3 separate regions of the Mus musculus genome follow, and all the other regions are linked to region 2. Evidence: chromatin loops called from intact Hi-C (ENCODE). Cell type or tissue: left cerebral cortex. All regions are shown on one strand.

Region 1 (8,000 bases), 85 kb before region 2:
TCTAGCTAGTGGGAGAAGGTGGGGGAGAGAGGGAGGGAGGGAGGGAGGAAGAGGGAGAGAGGGAGGGAGAAAGGAAGAGGGAGAGAAAAAGAGGGAAAAGGAAGGGGAGGGGAGGTGGGGGAGAGAGAGAGAGAGACAGACAGAGACAGAGACACCAGGCAAGTTTTTTGCTGTCCCAGGGAAGGGAAGCTCTTCTTCCCCTCTGATCTAGAAAGGCACATTCAAGACACAGTAGTCCATTTTGGTCCCCTTGGCTACTGCACAGGAACTATGAAGCCATTTATGTGAGTACCAGCAAGGCCTGGAGACCCTCCCCCTTCTAGGAGTCAAGGGACCAGAGGGAAGAGATGCCCCCACCTTGGGTGCTTTTAGTATGAGATGGATGGTTGCAGCTGAGTCCTAATGGCCCCTAGGCTGTTTCTAAAGAATGAGGAAGAACAGGGAGTCAGTGAGCCTTGGCAGGGAAGTAGACAGTAGGGGTAGCAGATGCAACTCCACTGATCAGGCCTCAGTGCCACCAAGCACAAGAGCAAATGAAAAACTCCAGGCCCCTCACTTACCCCAAGTCCCCAGCTCCTGAATCTTTACGGCCTCCAGGGTGTTTCTGTGACTGCCCCAGCCTGAGCAGTGGCGATGGTGGGGAGGGAAGCAGAGGGAGGCACAAAGCTCCCAGGCCTGATGACCCCACAATGGGCCTGTGACAGGACCCAGCTCACAGGCATGGCTGTGTCTCTTACCCCAGGACACCACCCTGGGCCAAGGCTCCCACACATGCATGTTTTGCACTTATACACACCCATGTGCGTGCACACACACACACACACACACACACACACACACATATTAATAGTATACAAATGAGCAGGACACATATATGCCTAATGCACAAAGGTATAGCCATATACATGCATATACATATGTATGCTCATGTCTAACACATTCATGAACAGCCACACAATGAGTATGCACATACGTACACACATGATGTATCGGCCATCTCACACACATGCCCACAATGACGATTGCTCCTAGAGCTCTTGCATCACAGTGGACATTCTTGGTCATGCACTCTTGTACACACACTGCCACTCACAGTTAAGAAGCTGGTGGAAGGCTGGAGAGATGGCTCAGCAGGTAAGAGCACTGATTGCTCTTCTGAAGGTCCTGAGTTCAAATCCCAGCAATCACATAGTAGATCACAACTATCTGTAAAAAGATCTGACTCCCTCTTCTGGTGCATCTGAAGATAGCTACAGTCTACTTATCTATAATAATAAATAAATCTTTGGGCCAGAGCGAGCAGGGACTGAGTGAGTGGAGTTGACCAGAGTGAGTGGGGTCAACTGGAGCAAATGGGGCTGACCGGAGCAAGCAGAGGTCCTAAATTCAATTCTCAACAACCACATGAAGGCTCACAACAGTGTTTTCATACACATAAAGTAAATACATCTTTTAAAAAAAAAACAGTTGGTGGAGTTGGATTCTAGCTTTTCCTGGGTGGGGGTAGGGGGGGATGGGCGGAGTTGAGGGGTCGGGGGAGCTCATTGCTCCTTCCCTCAGGACAAAGCCCAGGCACCTGTAATGTGCAGCCTGTCTTCATCCTCTCAGAAGCCTGAGGTCCTGTGACCACCAACCAGAAGAATCAGAAGAGACATACTGTCTGCCAAGGGGCTAGGTGGGGCCGAAGGTGGGTCTGGAGCAGCCCAGCTGGGTGGAGTGGGGCTCTTTTCTCCAAGGGGTTCCGGCCCTGCCCCAGGCTCCCTCGGTGCCACAGGGCCACTGAAGAGTCCTCCTGAGAGTGGCTATCTTGTGCAATCCCAGAGGTGCAGGCACTCTGAAGGCCTTTAACAGACCTTGATCAAGCACAAGGGCACTGAAACATTTGCACTAAACTGGCACCACATTTCATGCTTGTAAACTAGATTTTCAGGAAGGTGGGGATTCAAACTAAGTAGGTCTCAGAACGACCACCTCAGCCTCCACAGGGCACACGGCAGTGGGGTGCTACCACCTGGGACCTGCAGCTACCGAGAAGTCAGGCCTGCAGGGTAACCATGGAAGGGCTAGAAAGGGGCCCACTTTCTCCCATGCACTGGGGTCATCCTCTCAGCAGTCAAATACTTGATTTCCATGTCTGAAAAGAAACTCAGAAAATCTCAGTAGGTGTGTTTTAAAAAGGTTCTAAAATACTAATCCAGCCAGTGGTACATAAGAATAAGATATGAGGAGTAACAGAGGCCACCCTTAACAAGCAGCAAGGTCATGCTTCTCTGTGGCAACCACTGCAATTGCCACAGGCATATGCAGTAGCCTAAGGCCATCTAATACTCACAGACCCAGCTTGACCTTGGGCTGCTCTCTACTTCTAGTCGGTGCCCTTCACCCCTTCCTGGGACCTGTATTGCTGCAGTGACCACTCCCAGAGCCTGCCACCTTGACCACACCCCTCCTCGTGTATGCCACAGGGGTTGGAGCTACATGGGCTAAGTGGGATAAGGAACAGGCCTTCTGCCCTGCGACCCCCTGGGAGGGGTTGGCTCAGATCTCCATAGAAGTAGGTAGACCCTTCAGGAAGGAGGCCTATTCTGAAGAGGTCATCCGTGAGAAAAATATGTAAATTCATACCTAAATTCTCCTCTCCCCACGCCCTGAAACTGTTACCTTCTTATGTGTGTCCTTTTCCCTGCTGTCCCCGAACTTGACACCAAATTCAAGTTTTGGTCTATAACTTATCCTAGTCACTCCACCGCCCCCCCCCCCATCCCACTCCAAGATCAAGGTGGCCCATCAGGCCACCCGGCTTGGCTAGTTGTTGGGGAACCTATACAACCTTCTTGTAGTTGAGGGATGAGCCTGGCTTTCTATATCTGGAGATACAAGGCTCTTTCTGCTCAGTGACCAGGGAATCTAGGTCAGCAGGGTCAGTGCCCTTAAAGCCACTCTGAGCCTGTCCCTGCGTTTCCGTTCCGGCAGGAAGCAGGCCCTCCATCGGGCTTCCCTCTGCCCTCCCAGCCCCAGCAGGCTCCTGCCAGGGTGCCCCGGCTCCTTACCCACTCTTCTGCTTTCCTTCTCTCCCTGGGCTCTGGATTCCAGTTGGTTGGGGTCCTGGCTGGGGGAGTCTGTAGCCTCCTCCCACAGCAGGGCAACAGAACTCAGCTGGCAGGAGTGGGGATAGTGTAGTGAACACTCAGCTATGTCCCAGAGTACAAAAATAGCCATTCTGCCAAGTGGGTGAAACGTCAGGGCTGGCTGTGTGGCCAGCTCATGTTCACACTTGGCACATGAGAGCGGCAGGGCTTGTGGAGGGGGCAGGAAAGCAGCGTGCAGAAAAGCAAGCTCCCAGCTGCCAAGGTGCCCAGGCCAGATTACCCACACTCTCAGCAGTCTTACACCCACTGCTCCGCAGGGCCCGGCCTCAAGCAATGCTATACTCCCTTACCACAGGAAGCTGGTGGGTGGGGACGATGTCACACTCGGGGCTCACAGGAAGGCTGTGCTCTCAGGGCACACTATAAGTACGGCTCAGTCTTCTGACCTGGGAACTCTGCCTGAGTTCACCAAGTACAGGAAGCAGCTGCAGCCGGGTCATACCACCTCACACCAAGCCGCAGTATAGGGTCTTTCCCCATGGTCCCTTCCCTTAGCCCTCTGCAGCCTAACCTGCCTCTCTATACTGGGCAGAGAGACAACAGTCCCTTCCTCTGTGGATTAAGGGCCACAGGCCCAGTCTGGAATTACAGAGCAATAATGGAATGACCCAGTATCCGCTGATGGAGGTGGTGAATACACGCAGCAAGGCAAAACAACACAGAGAAGGAGAGGGGCCCCTAGGCTGTGTCTGATGAGGAGGAGCCAGAGATGAAAGCTAAGCAAGAACTACAGTCCAGAAGATGAAATGACCCTCCATGCTGGCCACTCAGAGACAAGGCTGGAGACTGGGGTGTGCCTGGGCTAACAACTGGTTCTTCCCGAGGAGGTGGAGGTACTTTCTCACCACTGTACCCCAAGTTTAGCTGGTGCTAGCCCTGCAGGTGTGTGTGTGTGTGGGGGGGGATATTTTCCAGTTGTCATACTGAATACGTAGAAACACCTAGAGCTGGGGCCTCCGGATGTCACACAACATGGCTGAGAGCTTCCAGGAAGGCAGGATGGCAGACCAGCTTCAAGAAAGTGTCTTAACACTCAGACTCACAGTCCACCACTCCCCCGGCATGCAGTAGACAGGTCCACACAGGGGCTCATAGCCTTCCCTGTGAGGAACCACCAAGGCCTGGTTCCTTAGCCCTGGGGCTAAGGGGCTGACTGACTCAGGTTTTCCTCAACTCTGGGTCCAGCATGCAACTCAGGCTCAACACTGTAGCCTGCAGCCAAGCCACCTGGCCCTCCAGGTCACAGTGGAACAATAACAACCCACAAGTCTCCTGGAGCTACCAGAACATTTACAAACCTAATTCTGAAAACACCTACCTCACATACCCCTGGAGTCTAAATAATTTCCCTTTTAAAGATTTGATTTTATGAAAAGGGATACACTCACTTTTGCCATCACCCGGAGAATGAAGTGGAGTGACAACAGAGACGGGGGTCACCACAGGCAGGAACTTGGCCCAAGAAAGGCACAATGAAGACCTCTGGGGACTGGGACCGAGTGTTGAAGGCACAGTCACAGTGTCCCATGACAGGTCAGCCACTGTAGCTATAATACACCATCTCCTGGGACATGCAGCTGCCAAACCATAGCTGCAGACTCCGCACTGGTTGTCTGAGAAAGACTTTTGTACACCAAGTGACTACATTATAAGGCACAGGTGTCCCCTCCCCTGGAAGACATTAATTATCCATTCTTAAGGTAACCCTGGCTTCAGAGCAATAGGGTTTGGGGCACTGTTTTGCTTTTCATATTTTTTTGGGCACGAAGTAGTTATTTCTACAATTATGAAATATGAAAAAGCTGAAAGACAGTTGGGTGTAGTGGTGTTCACTTTTAATTCCAGCACTTGGAAGGCAGAAGCAGGTGGGTCTCTGTGAGGTCAAGGGCAGCCTGGTCTATGTAGTGAGTTCCAGAACAGCCAGGGCTATGTAGAGAGACCCTGTCTCAAAGACAAAAGTAAATGAAGAAGAAAATAGAAAGACAATATTGAAGCCCACAGCTCAACGCACCATCGGTGGAGAAGAGGATGGGACTTTGTCACTGTGCACGTTTTGTTTTTTCTTTGTGGTGCTGGGGAAGGAATCCAGGACCTTGAATGGTTTCTGCAAAGATGCTGCCTCTGACTGATCTCTACCCCCAGCCTGGAGAACTTCCTAGTGGATCTCTGAGCTACACAGACTGCATATACCTGGCATGGTGAACCAGACCTCATGTGTCCAGGAATAGCAACTAACACCAACTTTTGTCGTCCCGGTGGTTTGTCTCTAGATACAACTGCTCTTTCTACTGAAGCCAGCACTTCCCCAGCAAGACTCTGTGTGTGGCATGTCACCCACCCCCACACACAGACAGAAATTTCTGTGAACCAGCATTCCCAAGAAAAAAAGAAGATGAGCCACACCAATGACTCACAAGGCAGCCCGATACATCAAAGCTGTTTCATTATTTCTTACATTTCTGTGACTGTAGAGAGACGGAATCTTACAGGTGCAGAACTAAATCATCCTGAGCTATCTTCAGCCCTCTTAAGAGATATTCATAGCCCACCTCTGTGTTTGATGTAATATTTTTATGATTGAGGCCAATCCTTTTGGAATGTACTGAGTCCCCTAATTCCCACCAATTGAGGGTTACGAATGCCATCTGACAGCATCTGAAGCCTACGTCAGAGGCTTCCCCATTTTGCTTAACAACCTACCAGATGTTTCCACCAAGGTATTTTGATACTACCTTAATGTATGACTTCTTTGTTCTGTTATAAAAATTTCATATAGCTGTTACTACACTGCGATATGGTGGGGTATTTGGGGGTACCCTGAATCTGTGTGCCTGGGCTTTGGTCACTGGTATTTGGCTCCAGAATAAACTCTTATTTCCTTGAGTTACAAGTTGTGTTGCTCATGGGCAGTTCTGGGCACCTAAATGTGGGGCCTGAGGATGCTTCACAGTCACTGGAGGAGTAAGATGGATCAGAGCAGGGTTCTAGCCCGAGTCCTGCTGGGCTGCCCAGGAGGCTTCCTTGTTCATGCTGATGAGCTTTCTGGAGTGGAGAGCTCCCTAGGCTGGCTGGCTGGGCCGCTGGCTTATTCTGATCTAGTTATTAGATTTAGTACAAAGTCAAGAGAAGAGAGGAAACGTTTCTCCACTAGCATTTCACATGTAAGGCTCCATCTGGCTGAGTAGCCTTACAGTAGTTCTCCCCTCCAGGCTTCATCTCAGTCTTATTCCTTTGGTTCAGGTCCTTCTCATGGCTGAAGATGTAGAGACGCCAGCTTGCTACTCTGTTTCTCTCAGGAGCTCACTCTATGCTGCAGGTGCAGGGATGATTATTTGCCTGTGTGGCTTTATTTAGAGCAAAACCCAACCATCCCTAAAGTTCTTCAAAGTAACTGGCAAAATCTGCAGTCGCTTCACTTTACTTTTATTTTCTTGTTTGTTTGGTTGGTTGGCTGGTTGGTTTTTCGAGACAGGGTTTCTCTGTGTAGCCCTGGCTGTCCTGGAACTCACTCTGTAGACCAGGCTGGCCTCGAACTCAGAAATCCACCTGCCTCTGCCTCCCGAGTGCTGGGATTAAAGGCATGCGCCACCACGCCCAGCCTGTTTGTTTGTTTTATAACAGTCTCACTCTGTAGCTCTGACAGTCCTGGAACTCACTATGTAGGCCAGGCTGACCTCAAACTCACAGAGATCTGCCTGCCTCTGCCTCCCAAATGCTGGGATTAAATGTGTGTGTTACCACACCCAGCTCATTTTACATTTTTATAATTGTGCTAAACTTATTATTCTTAGCATACCTCATATATGACATGTGTATTTAGAATGGCTTTTGTTGTTGTTTTTAGAGAGAGGGTTTCTCTGTGTAGCTCTGGCTGTCTTGGAACTTGCTTGGTAGACCAGGCTGGCCTTAAACTGATAGAGTCCATTAAATGGACAGAGATCCATTTGCCTCTGCCTCCTGAGTGCTAGGATTAAAGACTTGTGCCATCACTACCCAGCTTTAAGATGGTTTTTGACAGCGATTAGCCTTTATAAAACAGTATGTTCAAGGCCCTTCTCTTGGACAAACATAAGATACAACTTAAAAGAAGAAGAAGGAGGAGGAGGAGGAGAACAACCAACAACAACAAAAGAAAAAAAAAAAGTCATTTAAAACTTGCTGGCCTGTTACTTCCTCCACCTTATTCCCCACACCTTGGGTTTTTTGAGACAGGGTTTCTCTGTGTAGTCCTGGCTGTCCTGAATTGGCTCTGTAGACCAGGCTGGCCTCAAACTCAGAGATCCGCCTGCCTCTGCCTCCCAAATGCTGGGATTGAAGGCGTGCGCCACCACTGCCTGGCTTCCAGCGGCAACTTAAAGTTGACAGATGACACTAATGTGCTTCATCACACACAGAGCTTAGGCTTGGCTCCTCTTTCACAGTGGCTTTGGAAAGCTTTAACCCACTGTGCCTCTCAGCCCCTGGGCTTCCTTGAATGTTGGTCTTGGTAACATTTATAGAAAATCTGGCTTATAGAACAAGTATTTTTTATTTTTATTTATTTATTTACTGATACAGTCACTTAAAGCTCTGTGGTTAGATTTTATCCAAATATCTATATGTTCTCCCATTGGCCAAGGGTTTCTCTTGCTAGATAGCTACCCCTTGACAGTGGGGAAGTCTACAAGGACAAGGAGTTATTAGGACTGGGAGATGGCTCAATGGATACTTGCCATGCAAACCTAAACACCTGAGTTTGAGCCCTGAATCTCATATAAAAAACACATGTGCCATCGCAGGACTCACACTGTGAGATGGGTAGAAGAGACAAGAGAACCAACCAGAAACTCACAGCAGGGGGTAGCCTGGTAT
Region 2 (8,000 bases):
TGTCTGAAGACAGTGACAGTGTATTCACATACATAAAATAAATAAATAAATACATCTTTTTTAAAAACTAATGTTTTTTAGATACTTACCAATATAAATTTTAAAATTAAATAAGAGTCTCTATGATACTTGGATATAAAAACAATAATAAAGCCGGGCGTGGTGGCGCACGCATTTAATCCCAGCACTCGGGAGGCAGAGGCAGGCGGATTTCTGAGTTCGAGGCCAGCCCCTGGTCTACAAAGTGAGTTCCAGGACAGCCAGGGCTATACAGAGAAACCCTGTCTCGAAAAACCAAAAAAAAAAAAACAAAAACAAAAACAAAAACAAAAACAAAAAACAAAAACAAAAAAAACCTTGAAAAAAAACAATAATAAAGAAGGCTTAGGTGAGCATAGTGGCATGCCTTTGATCCCAGCACTCAGGAGGCAGAGTCTGGTGGATGTGTGAGCTTGAAGAGATCCTGGTCTACATAGTAAGACTCTGTGTCAAAATAACAGAACAAAACAAGAATAAAAGTCAAACAACTCTAGCTGCATATGTATCAAAAGATGGTCTAGTTGGCCATCACTGGAAAGAGAGGCCCATTGGACTTGCAAACTTTATATGTCCCAGTACAGGGGAACGCCAGGGCCAAAAAGGGGGAGTGGGTGGGTAGAGGAGTGGGGGGTGGGTATGGGGGACTTTTGGGATAGTATTGGGAAATGTAAATGAGGAAAATACCTAATTTAAAAAATACGTTAAAAAAAAAAGTCAAACAAACAATCAAAAAGCACCATTTATAGGATAAAGGACAGGGGCTGTCCACACCCTGCCGCAGACCCTCTGGGTCCCTGTGTCTGCGTGGAACGGGGTTTCTCGACGCGGGTGGGCAAAGCGTGGATGAATGACAGACAGACGCACACAGGAGAGTTTGTGTGGAATCTGAATGTAATTTTTCAAATCGAACATCAGACTTTTTATGCAGAAGACAATAAAGAAGTTGGGTGACATATCCGCAAGGTACAAATGAGGTAACCGGATGCTTAATGACTCTTACACAGAACAGAGGAATGAAAACGCAAAGACTGGCAGGAACTGGGCAATAAAATAACTGAGACAGAGTCAGCCCTATCTAAGGTCAGCTATAGTCTTAGACGCCAGGTGTGAGAACTTTTCACTCCTAGGGCAAGGGCTTTCACACCCAAGTCATGGTGCTAACTAGGGAGTTCCGTTCTAGTTAACCATCTCATGGATAATGCAATACTCTAAAACCACAGCCCAATCTGCTTCCTAAACCATTGTAAATTCTTGTAAATAGGTGTAACTCAGCTATAATTCTAAGCATCTATTCTGGTTTCCCCTACGGTCAGAAACTTCTTTCTTCCTTGGTGATGGTAGATTCCTGTGAAGGGCAGTGACCTAACTTTTACTCAAAGAGATAGTGTAATACCAGGGGCAGTACTGAATTCCAAGCCCAAGGTCTTGCTAAGGACGAACTAGGACTGTTGGAACACTGGCAGACGGCTTTAGCTATGTCAGAATTCAATCTTAAAAGGCACTTATGATAGGAAAATATTGAAAGAGAGCACGTGGATCCATACACTAGACTAACGCGGGAATGGAACTCGGGAATGAAAAATTACTGTATGGGTAGAGAACGCTAGACTCCAGGAGGAAAGCTTCCTTGAAACTCTTTTGCCTCATGAGTGACTTTTAAGCCTCTCGGCTTGACTCGACGAGAGAGCGTAGCAACACCCCAAGGCCTTTCCTTCCCAAGGTTGCTGTGTGTCCCCAGCCACTCAGAAGAATACATCTAGGTTTGTTGGGTATGACCCCCCCAACTCATCCCCTATGTCTTGAAGAACATGTGTGTACCAGAGTTGGGGATGCAGAGGAAGAGAAGGACATTCAGCTGTCACCTGACCACCACCACTGTGGGTGCCAACAGTGATCTATCCACCAGGGACCCTACCCAGAATCCCCCAGAACAGCCTGGCTCCTCTGGCCACCCATGGTGGAAGCCCACAACAAGGTTGATCAGCAACAATTGACTATGACAGTGGCTGCAGCAGAGGAGAGCCCAGTGAAGGGAGAGGGGCCAGGCTTTTGGGAAGGGGCCGGCTGCTTTATGAGCCCCCAGACTGCTGGCAACTGCATTTCTAGTGTGTCTATCTGGAACCAGCCGATCTTTGCCTTCTATGCCGTCTTTTTGTTCCACTCAAACTGGTTCTCATTTTTTCTCTCTGCTTCCCATTTCCTTCCCATTTCCTTCCTTCCTTCCTTCCTTCCTTCCTTCCTTCCTTCCTTCCTTCCTTCCTTCCTCCCTCCCTCCCTCCCTCCCTCCCTCCCTCCCTCCCTTCCTTCCTTCCTTCCTTCCTTCCTTCCTTCCAAATCCATTTCTATTATTCTATTGTGTCCACTACAGAACAGGAAGGTATAATGTATAGTCCAGGTTACTCAACAGCTCCACGCACCCCACCCCACCCCTCCTTGCTGAAGAGTCCAGTCCCAGATAGTTACCCAGCTATGCCTACCAGCACACTTATCTTAGGTTGTATTAAAGCTCTGAGTCCGGCACCAAGAAGTCTCCCAAGGAGCTTGTCAGCTTGTTCTCCAGCAGCCAAGGTGTTTTTCCAAACTTTGCAGTTCTTTTTTGGAGGGTTGGTTTTATTGTGTTTGAGACATTGTTTCACTGTTGTTCTGGCTGCCCCAGAACTCAGAGAAATCTGCCTATTCCTGACTCCTAAGCACTGGGATTAAAGACATGCGACACCATGCCCAACCTCAATGTCTGCGTTTCCTTTTTTTTTTTTTTTAAGATTTACTTATTTTATTTGTATGAGTACACCGCTGCCGTCTTCAGACACACAAGAAGAGGGCATCAGATCCCATTACAGATGATCATGAGCTATCATCATGATCATGAGCTGGAAACTGAACTCAGAACCTCTGGAAGAGCAGTCAGTTCTTTTAGCCACTGAGCCATCTCTCCATCCCCAGTGTCTACATTTCTTAAAGACCTCTGTGCCCTTTGACCTCAAGACTAGCACTTCAGGTTCTCTCTATGAAGGATCAGGTCCAGATCAATATCTCTGGCTCTGGCTCTGGAACTCAGGACCTCACATAGTCTAGGCAATTACTACACCACCAAGCAACACTGAGCTCAAAGACCCAATTACTACACCTTATTCATGAGGAAGGGATGGCTGATTGACCCTGTACCTGAATGTCCACATAATTACCAGCTCCTGTTGGACATTTTATTTCTTTTTTCTTCAGTATGTTATTTTCTTTTTGAGACAGGGTCTAGTGACGCCTATATTAGCATCTGACTTGATTATATGGCCACGTGATTCATGCTCCTGCCTCACCTCCCAAGTGCATTATAGGGGTGTGGCATCTTGCTTCCATTCTATGAAGTGCTGGGACTCAAACCCAGGGCTCCATGCATGCTAGACAAGCGCTCTACCAACTGAGCCACACCCCCAGCCTCTCAGCACACATGGCTGCATTGGGTAAAGCAGCTGTTGCAGGACTCTCTCTGGAATAGGCACCAACACAAGTGGAGGAGTGATCTCTCCATTGGACAGAAGCCAGGACAGCTCCCATTCCAGGTCTAGTTTGCTAGGTCTCATTTTATACTCTAAAAGCACAAGAGGAGCAGGCAAGAGAGCAAGATTTCACAGCCTACGTGGCAGTCAGCTTTCTGTTTCTAAAAGTACATGTTATAGATGGTTGATAGGTGCAAGCATTTGCGGCCAGGTTGTCAAGGACAACGGCCCCTTGTTTCATCTATTTCTTCATGTCACCTGGTTCCATGTATCACTCAAAATCACACCTGGAAATGAGCTATAGCTGCAGTGCTTTAAGTAAACCACTACATAAGTCAATAAATCACTATCTAGAAATTGGTCTTTTTTTTTTTTTTTTTTTTACTATATTCTGCTTCACAAGGAGGTGAGGAGAGAGAGTGGTATGCTGGGGTCACTGGCCTTGGTGGCTTGTTCGTTCGTGGACAGGAGAAGGAGCTGAGGTAAAGTTGAGATAATCTAAAGGGGGTTCTGGGAGCAAGGTATGCCAAGGACCAGGTGGAGGGATCATGCCGCATGACAAACTGTCTTCCCGCCGAGATCAAAAGGTATCTTAGGATTTCTATTGCTATAAAAAGACACCAGGACCATGGTAATTCTTTTTCTTTTTTTCTTTTTGATTTTTTTTTTTTTATGTTTTTTCGAGACCAGGTTTCTCTGTATAGCTCTGGCTGTCCTGGAACTCACTTTGTAGACCAGGCTGTCCTGGAACTCAGAAATCCAGGGATGTCCTGAAAAAAGGAAAGAAAAGAAGAAAAGAAAAGAAAAGAAAAGAAAAGAAAAGAAAAGAAAAGAAAAAGCATTTTAGTTATGTTCCCAGCAGGGATATAAATGCCAGCCACACATGATCTACTCCTTTCCTCTCCAGAAAGCTTAGAGGAGAAGAAAAGACCAGAGGGACTAATAGATAGTTCTCATAAAACGAATGTGTGCACCCTGGACAAGCTTGCTGTCAACCGTGCCACACCAGAGTGAGAGGATTGCCAGGAGGATGCAGCACTTGCCCTTACAGGGTGCAGTGAGCCGCTTCTCTACTACTGCCTTCTAATTCCCTGAAAGCAACTCTGGCCAGGGTCTGTCAATCTCAAACATGAAGCAAGGTTTTCTGAAAAAGGATCAGTCAGGGGCTGGAGAGACAGCTCGGTGGTTAAGAGTACTGCCTGCTCTTCCAGAGGACCTGGATTCAATTCCCAACGCCCACAAGGTAGCTCACAACCATCTGTAATTCCAGTTCCATGGATTCCAACACCATTTTCTGGCCTCTGCAGACACCAAGCACGCACATGGTAACAGACACACATACAGTAAAACCATCTATATTTGGATCAATAAAATAAAGATGAAAATTTGAGGGGGACCGGAGAGATGGCTCAGTGGTTTAGAGCACTGACTGTTTTTCCAGAGGTCCTGAGTTCAATTCCCAGCAACCATATGGTGGTTCATGACCATTTGTAATGGGATCTGATGTCCTCTTCTGGGGTGTCGGAAGACAGCTACAGTGTACTCATATAAATAAAATAAATAAGTAAATCTTTGAAAAAGAAAAAGGTAAGGAAAGAAGGAAGGAAAGAAGGAAGGAAGAAAGGAAGGAAGGAAGGAAGGAAGGAAGGAAGGAAGGAAGGAAGGAAGAAAAGGTATCCGTCATGGCTATGAGGCCTTTGTGTTGCAACAGTAGCCCTAGATCAGGACCTTTAGATATCATGAGTTGATTATTCAAACACCACAGGCACTGGGGATAAGAAAGGCCTGAGAGGCAAGGAGAAAGTCCCCTTGTGAGCCTCCAAAAGGCCATGGGAAACAGTGTCAGACAGGCCCTGCTGTGGGAGGTAACACTTGACCAAGACACAGGAAGGAACAGCACCGAGTCCCTGAGAGGGAACTGTGACGGGCTGCTCATGAGGTGGGCGTTCTTCTACAGCAGTTGAGGAGGGAGGTGTTTGATCTTTTCTGGGACTCCTGTGTGGGTTTCTGTCTGAGGACAAAGGCGGGCCTCTCATTATCTTGCTTAGTAGTAAATTTTACACTGTGTAAGTTGTCTTCCTAAAGAATGGCCATTTGTATAATGGACCATGGGTCACTAACGGGTCAGACTCCAGGTGTCCATGTATGTGTCCCTGAGGGTCATATCCTGAGTGTCCTGACTCTTTAAGTCTGGGATTTTGTCTTTGGCTTTGGGTCTTTTGTCCTCTGTCTTAGTTAAGGTTTTACTGCTGTGAACAGACACCATGACTAAGGCAACTCTTATAAGGACAACATTTTATTGGGGCTGGCTTACAGGTTCAGAGGTTCAGTCCATTATCATCAAGGCCGAAACAGGGCAGCATCTGGGTAGGCATGGTGCAGGCAGAGATGAGAGTTCTACATCTTCATCTGAAGGCTGCTAGCAGAATACTGACTTCCAGGCAGCTAGGATGAGGATCTTAAAGCCCACACCCACAGTGACACAAGCTACAGTGCACAAGCCTCAGTCATATATATATAATCTATTTGAGACCAATTTCTCTTTAGGCATTAGCTATAGTCAGATGTGCTATTTTATAAAAGAGCTTTCTTTCTTTTATCTCCTTTATAATAATATTATTACTATTACATATTATAATATATAATTATAAAAATATATGCCCTATAGTGATATTATATAATACATAGTACATTATATATTATTATTTCCTATGTAGTAGCTGCCCTGCGGGATGGGCCACGCCAGGCCAGTGGCAGGGCAGAGGAAGAGCTCAGGAGACAGGCAGAAGTGGCAGGGCAAAGGGGGGTACAGGAGACACAGGAAAGAAGAGGGTGGCATCTTGGGTATGGTCTCTGCCATCTAGGGGCTTTTTTTGTCTGGGTAGAACATTCATACAACCCTCTGGGTGGAGCTTCCTGTAGCTCTATAGAAGTTCAACCTTGAGGCTGGAGCAATGGCTCAGTGGTTAAGAGCTTTGGCTGCTATTCCAGAGGTCCTGAGTTCAATTCCCAGCAACCACATGGTGGCTCACAATTGACTGTAACTCCAGTTCCAGGGCTTCTGACTCCTTCACACAGGCAGGCAAATATATATATCACAGCAACCTACATGCTTTGTTCCAGTTGCTTCACTGAGCTGAAAACTAAGGTAGAGAGAGGAATTCACATATTCTGATGTTAACTGGGGCTCACCAGTTATAAATCTAGAGAGACAGAGAGACAGAGACAGAGAGAGGGAAGAGAAGGAGGAGCAGGAGGGGGGGAGGAGGAGGAGGAGGAGAAGGAGGAGGAGGAGGAAGAGGGGGGGGGGAGAAGGAGGAGGAGGGGGAGGAGGAGCAAGACCACCACCACATCTGGGGCTGTTACTTAGGATCCATTTACTTTGGATTTTCACTTTGCTTTTTTGAGACATCCAGCTGTCTCCCTGCCTGGCCCAGAACTCACTACATAGGCCAAATTGGCCTTGAACTCAAGAGATCCACCCATCAACCTTTGAGTGCTGAATGAAAGGTGTGTGCCACCACGCCTGGATCTACGTGTGTGTGTGTGTGTGTGTGTGTGTGTGTGTGTGTGTGTGTGTGTGTGTTATCTATTTATTTAGATACCCTACTAGGACCTGGAAGTTCTCTCTTAATCTGCCTGGGCTTCCTGGCTATGAAGCCCCAGGGATCTGCCTGTTTCTACTTCCCCTCTGCTGGGATTACAAGTTCTGTTCTTTTGTTTATTTGTTTAGGCAAGGGCCCACTATGTAGTTCTGGCTGGTCTAGAACTTGCTATGTATGCCAGGTTGGTCTCAGACTCACAGAGACCTTACCTGTCTCTGCCACCTGAGCACTGGGACTAAAGGAGTGGACCACCACATCTGGCCTCCAAAAAAAAAGTTTTAAATTTAAATCTTATTTATTTAACTAACACATGTGCTGAGAGGGTGTGGGTGTGGGGTGAACTGGGGGTGGTGGTGGTGGTGGTGGTGGTGCACACGCATGCCACAGTGCACATACAGAGGTCAGAGGACAACTTGCAGGAGTAGGTTCTGTAAGTTCAAGGAATCCCCAAATCCTGGTTTTGTGGCAAGTGTGCTCACCTGTTAAATCAATGACATTTAGAGATTAAGAGATTTTTTTTTTTAACCTGTGACATCTTCGTGATTCAGGTGTATCTTTTGCTTGGCATACTGGGCTGAAGGAGGGTTAGCAAGAAACTCTAAAAGACAGCTCTGAATGGTGGCCATTATCACTGCTAATAAAATTAAATACAGTTCCTGTGTCCATGTGTCCCCCCTAGCCCAAGGAACTGTGGGATATCTATGTGCAGCTCTGAGATTCTGCGAGACACCTTCAGACAGGCAGTGCGTGGAGCACAGGGCTGAGCCTCAGTTCTCCTGTACAGGCTCGCTGTGGGTCATCTGAGGATTTAGGAATTGAATGTGGACAGAGCTCCCTGGCACAAGGCCCCTGGGAGCAAGCA
Region 3 (8,000 bases), 380 kb before region 2:
AGAGGGTCTGTAGGTCCCTTCAGTCCAGTTGTCTATGAGCCTAGATCCCATGGTCCACCCATGTTGCCTTAGATTTACAAACACAGAGGTTCCCCAAAACCAGCCTGAGAAATAAGCCACACTATCCAAGTGTGAGGTTCACGTGATATGTGCGGGTCATGTGATCGTGTGAGTGTACATGGAAGGTCCGTGTGTTTGTGCATAGAGAGATGTATCTGTGCATACAGGACCGGCTGTGTTTCATGGCCTGCAGCCCTGGCTATTCAAAGCTGAATGTAGTCTCTGGCACTTCTGCTCAGTGTCCGCTGGACCTCTGTGGTTCTGGAGGCCTAGTTACAGAGAGGACAGGAAATAAGGTAGAGACCTAGCAGAGAATCAGAAGATATGGAAGCACAATCACTGGCTGAGGGGGCGGGGGGGGGGGGGGGAGAAAAAGGTAGGGGCTGGGTTTCCCTGAGGGATGGCCACCACCACCGTTGCCACCACCACCACTGTCACCACCACCATTATCACCAGAGGCTAGAGAAAAAGCTCTTCACAGTCCTAACCACTACTTATGTTCCAGATCCTTTAGTTTTGTTTTGAGATAAAATTTAATGATGCAGCCAGGGCTGGCCTAGAATCTGTACGGATGCCAGGCTGGCACAGAACTCACATTCCTTCTGCCTCAGCCTCCCTAGTGTGAGATTACAGGTGTGCACACATCTGGCAGCTCCATGCTATTGAGTGCTGAGTCTGGAGTGGGGAGTGGGGATGGGGGGTGGGGGATGGGGGGATGGAAGGGGGAGGTAGGGGCACTCTATCACTTGGAGAGCTGACAGAGCTAGGACCTAATACTGGGGTGCTGAGGGACCCCGTCAGATACACAGACTGAATAAAGTCAGGACCCAACAGGTTGTCTGGGCTCACAATACGGGGGACAGTGCCTTGGACCAGACCTGGATCCTCAGCTTCTCTAGAGATCCCAGCCAGCCACGGCACAACAGGTAATGTCCCAGTGCCTACTTTTGCCCAGGGCAGGACCAGCACCAATCTTCAGGAGATGCTGCTGGAGTCAGGGGACCCACCCTGCCCCGGGAAGCTGCCATACTCACATCCTTCACGTAGCTGGATGAGATAGGCTTTCCATGCCGGTCAATGGCACCCTCTGCGATGATGATGATGTTCAGCCGAGAGCCTCGGCTCCGAGTCTATCAGAGAAGAGACACTGGGCTCACTCTCCAGCTATGGACCACTCGATACACATGGCCACCAAGCCAGACTCACTGGGGTCGGGCTGGAGAGATGGCTCAGCGGTTGGGAGCACTGACTGCTCTTCTAGAGGTCCTGAGTTCAAACTCCAGCGTTACATGATGGCTCACAACCATCCTTAATGAGATCTGACACCCTCTTCTGGAGAGTCTGAAGACAGCTACCGTGAACTTACATATAATAAATAAATCTTTAAGACTCACTGGGGGCTAGGAAACTGTATCTGCAACCCACTTGAGCAAAGTGAACTTTCTCCCCACCTCTGAGAGAGGAAAAGAGACCCGAAGTACATAGTAGAGCGGAGGCCAGCCAACTAGGATCCTACCGTCCCCATAGCGGGTAACAAGCAATAGGCTAGGGAGTGGGGGCAGGGGATGAGCAGGTACTGGATAGGGTGTCTGCAGGGGGCATGCCACATATAGTCATTCCTATAGTTAGCTCACCAAGGACCCTCAGGTCCCATCTCAAGTTATTTCTGCATCCTTTAATGAGGGACCCCAGCCAGACACCCCTGCCAATGGCAACCATCAGCCAGGGGTCCAGGACATACTCTACCCAAGAACTAGTAGGAGGCCAACAGGTAGCACAGGGGACCCATAAGGCTCAGCACCAGCTCTCTTAGTATGACAGTCCCACTTGCTAATCCAATCATCATGGAGCACTCTCACCTATGATACCTCCCTCAGAGATTTGACAGACAGACAGACAGACAGACAGACTTTCATGAGAATCGCTGTGCCCCACAAGCCTCCAAGGCAGCAATGACCCCCAAGGCTAACGTAGGGACAGGGTGGAAGCAGCTCTCGAGAATCTCATTACACAGCCAAGGCTGGCCTAGACTTTGCATGGCACCCAGGCTGGCATAGAACTCATCTTCCTCCTGCCTCAGGAAGCTGGAAGCAGCTTATGAATTGCCCCAGGGGTAGTAGAGGGAAAGAAAGGGCTTCCTGGAAGGGGAGTGGGATGCTGGCAAGGAGCCCAACTTCCAGGCCAAGGTTGCAGGTGGAGGGTAAAAGCCAGGGCTCCTCCCATCCCTCGATGGTGCTTGAGCAATGGGCAAGGCAGGAACTGCCTGCCTCTTCAGGAAAAAAAGCGAAAGCTCACAGAAGCCAATCGTCCTAAACAGACAGAACAGAACCAGGTACGCAGACCCAAGGTGCTCAGGACTCACTGAGACAGCTAGGACTAGTCCACCTCCATCCTGCCTGAAGCTTCACTCAAGAAGGTTCTAGAAAGAGGTCATGACCCCAGGAAGCTCTACTGCCTGGATAGGATGCACAGGTGTAAGGAGGTACCACCTTCCCTGGGGACAGGGACCTGTGGTGTGCCCTGGGGCTGGTCACATGATTCTACCTCTCCTTCAGAACATAGGTGCCCCAGAATATAGAAATAAAAAGGGCAGAGTCACTGGGCAGACAGGTTGAGTGGTCTCTGCAGAGTAGGGTTTACCTACTTTTGTCAGAATCACCTCAGTTTCATCCCAAGAGCTGTGTCCCGAGTAGCCTGCTACAGACCAAGGAACCAGCTAGTTCACCAGCTGTCTTAGAGGTACCTCTCCTACCATTTCCCTTCCTTCCAGGACTCCCTAGTTAGGGCCTGGTATACGCCACCGGCAGACACTTCTAGACAGTTATATGCTGGTTTAGAACCCCCACCCCCCCTCACAGGAGCACAGGCCCAGTAGACAAGTAGCTAGCCCCCCCCCCCCCAGACCCTTCACCTACTCTTTGGGTCATTACATGGTTATCTCTCACAGGGTTCTTGCTCTGGGCCCTAGCTTATGAAGCCACTTCTCAGAGACTAAGAGCTAAAGCCAGCACTCCAAGAAACAAATTTGCCATGTTCCCTGCATTGGCCACAGAGATGGACCCAGACAGTGACCTGAACGTCTCCACTGGTTCTGCCCACAGAGGGTAGGACCACAGGAATGTCTAAGTCACCAGCCCTATGAACCTCACCTAGGCATGTGTAGCAGTGAGCACCAAGACCCTCACACAGGCAAGAGCAGACAATAGCCAGCACTATGACCCTCCTAGTTCCCCAGAGGGAAGGGATAGATGCTGTGAACCAGTAAGAGAAGGACAGGTCTCAGGGACAATTGCCTCGGAGATTCTCGAGTGGCTGAAATCCCTAGTGGCCACTCACCTCGCCCAGCCTCTCACACATGAAGTTCTCCCAGCCATCCTCAGGGGGCGCTTCAGGAATGAATAGCCAATCAGCCCCGGAAGCCAGGGCAGACACCAGCGCCAGGTACCTGGAAGAGCAGAGGAGCCAGCCTGCTAGGGACTTCCTCCCTGTCTCTCTCCCTACTGCCTGCCAGGGCTCCCTCATATTCATAACATTAAATGATCAACTAGTACATGCCAGACACTATGTGCTCACCCCCACCCCCACTGTCCCCATCCGGCCCCAAGTGCCCCACCTCTCCCTGCCGACTAGGATCAACCTCCTCACCCGCAGTGCCGTCCCATCACCTCCAAAACAAAGGTCCTCTGGTGACTGTGGAGAAGAAAATGGGTGTAGATATCAAAGCCAGGTCTTGGGAGCCACACATTTTAACCTACTACACTAGACCAAGAAGACAGGGGTAGTGAAAAAAAGACAATGCCCATCTCCTCATGCCCAGGGCTGCCCTGAGCTAGGAAACACCCACCAGTCTACCAGACAGCTTGAGAGCCTGGTACTGAGCCAGACTTGGTGATCCCTGGCTGGAGGCCAAGAACCCCCTTCAGGTGTACCACCACCGTGGAACGTGGTAGCCTCTGACTGCTGGGGTTCACAGCTAGTGCTCCACTGACACGTAGAGGGATGGGAGCTGACCCCCAGAATCTCCTCTAACAGGAGGCATGGATGGGCCTAGAGGCCATCAGCTGAGGATACAGTTGCAGAGCCCGTTGGCCACCAGCACCCACGGCCCCTGCAGTGGCAGCCCCCTAGGAAGCCAGCTTCACTACCGTGACCCCAAGCCAGCCAATGTGTATGGATCCTCACTTACCTTTGGGCAGTGGTAGTGATGGCGTCAATGACCTCCATAATGCGGTGCAGGGCTGAGTCTGTGCCAATGGTCATGTCAGTGCCACAGAAGTCGTTATCGATGGAGCCCACCAGACCGGCGATGGTCAAGTGTGCGTAGTTCTGAGCTGTGGACTCTGAGATCTTGCCTGGGTCGGAGAAGCAAAGACCAGATGAGGACCACCACCTAGCCAGCCACTTCAACCTCCACACCTTTTTCTGCCTCGTCCACCATCTATAAGAAGGCGTACAGCCCAGCCAGGAGCCTCCGGAGGACCAATGGGGGGTACTGTGCTCCAGGTTCCCCAAAGGAGGCACCTTCCCCACAGCAACCTTGGGACTTCGAATCGAATGTCACCCAACCCATAGCTACACCTCTGCAAATAGATGTCTATGCCCCACATCAGACTCTCTCCAGAATCAGCTACAAGCATGACCACCACACAGCTGGAAGGAAACATGTTATGCTGGAACACAGGGTACCACCTGGGCTTCCTCAAGCCAGGAGCCTTGACCTCATGCTGACCTTATGACCTGCAGACTATACCACATCAGGAACAAACTTTAACTTCCAGCCACCACCAGAGCCAGATAAGAGCCAGCTCTGCACGGACCCACCTTCCTTCACCAGCTCCTCCAGCAAGCTGCCCCACTCGTTGCGGAAGATGTTGGCCCCCGTGAGGCTGCCGTCGCCACCGATGACACACAGGTTGGTGATGCCGTGTTGGAGCAGATTGTAGGCTGCAGCCAGGCGGCCTTCCCTCGTAGTGAAGGCCTTACAGCGGGCACTGCCAATAATGGTGCCACCCTGCATGGAAGAAACAAGAGCCTTCAGGTGGGGTGGCAAAATGTCCCTGGAGGCATCAGAGAGATGCCATTGCTGGATGAGGTGGACCCCACAGAATTAAACAGGGGAGAAGCCTCTAGAATCTTGTATAGCTCCTCCCACACCCTGGCCTTTTTCCTTGAGTCCAAAGCCTTGGGGGAGTTTCTACAATCTTAGAACTAGAAAGCACACCCCCCCTCCACACACATACAACACAGACCTCAACACATCCACACACATCCACCCATACACATCCCACATACACACCACCCACCAGGCAGAACCGAACCTTCCCTGTCTCCACCCACAGCCTCCCTGGTCTAGACTATTATGTCTTGGTGTGTGTGTGTGTCTATCTGTCATTTCTACATGTCTGGATGTCTGTGGGCCCACCAGCTCTCTGTGCCGGAATGCCTCTGTGCATGAGTGCACACCCACACGCGCTCACACACTCTCAGGGTGGGAAGGAGCCACCTGGCTTCGAGCCTCACCAGCTGGATGATATTGGAAACGCTGAGCCAGTTGGCTGGCTTGATGTTCTCGCCTCCTTCCACAAGGCCCTCGTAGCCCTGCAAGCGAAGGACGACATTTGAGAGAGCAACCCCATCGTGGCCAGAAGCACTGTGCTCACTGGCAGTGAGCAAGCTCAAGGGGCCCCAATGGCAAGCCCTGCCACTCGAAGGCCCAGCATCCTACTCTGGGACTCTGAGCATGCTCCACATGCCTAAAGGTCTGCTTACTATGGAGGAAAACGCACAGTATGTGCTGTGGCACAAGCAGACACTCAAAGACTGTCCCCAAGCTGAGCTCATGTCATTGTACCCAAGTCAGAGAGTCAAAGCCAGGACACAGAACCCCAAGGGAAGGCTGATATCCTTCAAAGGAGATCTGCTCAGTGTGAGCGGTGGAAATGACCTGATTGTGGTCTACAGGAATATAAGTGTATCTTGCTACACAACAGCAGAGCATGACACCCTCCCTACCCACACACATTTGTAATGCCTACTAAAGGCAGAAGTCAGGCTGTCACACTATACACATCTCATGGGAACGTGCTTTAGATGGAAAGGCTCATACCCAAGGGAGAACTCACAAGTCCCATGGACTCATAGGCAGCCACAGGTACCTGTGGTCAATTCTTCACACCAGAGCAAGTCCAGGGTGCTGCCCCTCACAGGACCACAGAGCACCTATCTTTCATCCTGGAGGTTTTGGATTGGATCATAATGGGGACCCAACTTGGCTCCTTTGCAAAACTCTGCTGTTGCTCATCAGACAGCAAGGTGCCAGCCAAGAACCTCGACCACACTGTAGTGTCTGCCTACAGGGAGGTTTTATACAAGATGGACATGGGATGCGGGTACTTCTCAAAGGCGATGACAAGATGGATGGCCTCTACCACGATGCTTTGAAGCCTCAGGGGGCACCAGGGAGAAAGGACCTTCATGCTTATCCTGGGCCGTCCAACTCAGCTCTTCCCCGTGCTCTTCCCCGTGCTCCTCCCTGTGCCAAGTGGCAGGGCCCCAGAGGGTGGGCAGTGAAGGGTCAGCTCAGGCCACAGCAGCCACCCAAGCAGCTCAGCCTTCAGCCCTGCAATCTAACCAGAAGGTTCTAAGGAGCCCCAGGTAGACAAGGCACCCCAGTCTGGGGACTAGCTAGCTTTCCTAGTCCAGGCCAGGCCAATTGTAGGTAGCTCCTCTGGCCACTCGAGAGCTCTAGCAATGATAGGGAAAAGACCATGCAAGTCGGAAGACTTCAGACACCAGTGCTAAAACACAAAATCTAAAATAAAAAATTTTAATTAATTAGTTAAATTAATTAATTAATTAAAATTAAATGGAAAATGAGTCCTCCCTTATCTCCTAGTAGGTGGTCTTTTAGTGACTGGGTACGTAAATGGGGGCTGTACTTTGAGCTCAGAGACCCACAGGAGAGGTGCCTGGGCTTTGAGTGTGTCAGCTTCCCTATGGCAAGGGAAGGGGAGCGATTGCTCCTCTTCCTCTGCTGCAGGGACTTCTATGCACCAAGATTTCCTTACTTCCAAATTGGGAGGGATTTCAGAGAGAGCTGTGAGAAGCAGGTGGGGTTATAAAGACATTTAAAAGAGGACAGAACACTCTGAGGCTTGGGAGAGCGACAGCGTGGACTTCTCCAGGGATTTTTTTTTTCTTTTAAACAGTGGGCATGTGGGGCCTTGTGGCTTTCCCAGTCCCACTGCTGAGAGTGAAATATACAGGTTTAAAGGTGAGATGGTGAGGTTTATGAGGGGTATTGTTTAGGATTAAGCGTGAATGGGGAGAGTTGGAAGCGCAAGGCTGGACAGATGAGAGCACAGCTAATCAGCTTTCCTTGATGTCTTTGAGACATTGATAGGTGACAGACGTGCTGTGAGTCACGTCAATGCAACAAACAAACAAACAAACAAGCTTTTGCTTTAAAGATTATTCTGGGGCTGGAGAGATGGCTCAGCGGTTAAGAGCACTGACTGCTCTTCTGAAGGTCCTGAGTTCAACTCCCAGAAACCACATGGTGGCTCACAACCATCCGTAATGAGATCTGATGCCCTCTTCTGGGGTATCTGAAGACAGCTACAGTGTACTTACATATAATAAATAAATCTTTTTTTGTTTTGTTTTGTTTTTCGAGACAGGGTTTCTCTGTATAGCTCAGGCTGTCCTGGAACTCACTTTGTAGACCAGGCTGGCCCCGAACTCAGAAATTCACCTGCCTCTGCCGCCCGAGTGCTGGGATTAAAGGTGTGCGCCACCACACCCGGCTTAATAAATAAATCTTTAAAAATAAATAAATAAATAAAGATTTTTTCTGGCTAGTCTCTTAACTCAAAGATATCCTCCTGCCTCTACAGCTGGAGTGCTGGGATTAGAGGCACTCACCACCCACACCAGGCTCT

Evidence for each region. A loop is a pair of places that touch in the nucleus more often than their neighbours do. Peaks named below come from ENCODE experiments on the same cell type or tissue, not always from the same donor. Only the 100,000 strongest peaks of a DNase experiment are listed, where the experiment ranks them.
Region 1: it touches region 2 in a loop (2.6-fold over the local background); 15 of 42 quality-filtered maps call a loop at or near these places.
Region 3: it touches region 2 in a loop (5-fold over the local background); 3 of 42 quality-filtered maps call a loop at or near these places.

What each region holds. Positions count from the first base shown.
Region 1 is chr10:78,294,775-78,302,774 of GRCm38, forward strand. The region is part of intron 2 of Agpat3 (1-acylglycerol-3-phosphate O-acyltransferase 3); the gene reads right to left. Among named protein-coding and RNA genes, the nearest start is that of Gm30122, 35 kb to the left of the region's middle. In left cerebral cortex, no CTCF peak of the experiment used is centred here; DNase peaks (open chromatin) are centred at 3,303 and 5,512; H3K27ac peaks cover 2,318 bases.
Region 2 is chr10:78,380,249-78,388,248 of GRCm38, forward strand. No RefSeq gene overlaps it. Among named protein-coding and RNA genes, the nearest start is that of Mir6907, 24 kb to the right of the region's middle. In left cerebral cortex, no CTCF peak of the experiment used is centred here; DNase peaks (open chromatin) are centred at 3,553, 4,735, 5,482 and 6,593; H3K27ac peaks cover 1,025 bases.
Region 3 is chr10:77,996,430-78,004,429 of GRCm38, forward strand. It overlaps Pfkl (phosphofructokinase, liver, B-type), which reads right to left. Exons shown (of 22, transcript NM_008826.5): 3 at 5,581-5,658; 4 at 4,882-5,071; 5 at 4,247-4,412; 6 at 3,706-3,750; 7 at 3,397-3,505; 8 at 1,095-1,190. Among named protein-coding and RNA genes, the nearest start is that of Pfkl, 9.4 kb to the right of the region's middle. In left cerebral cortex, a CTCF peak has its summit at 3,415; DNase peaks (open chromatin) are centred at 5,520 and 6,065; H3K27ac peaks cover 3,025 bases.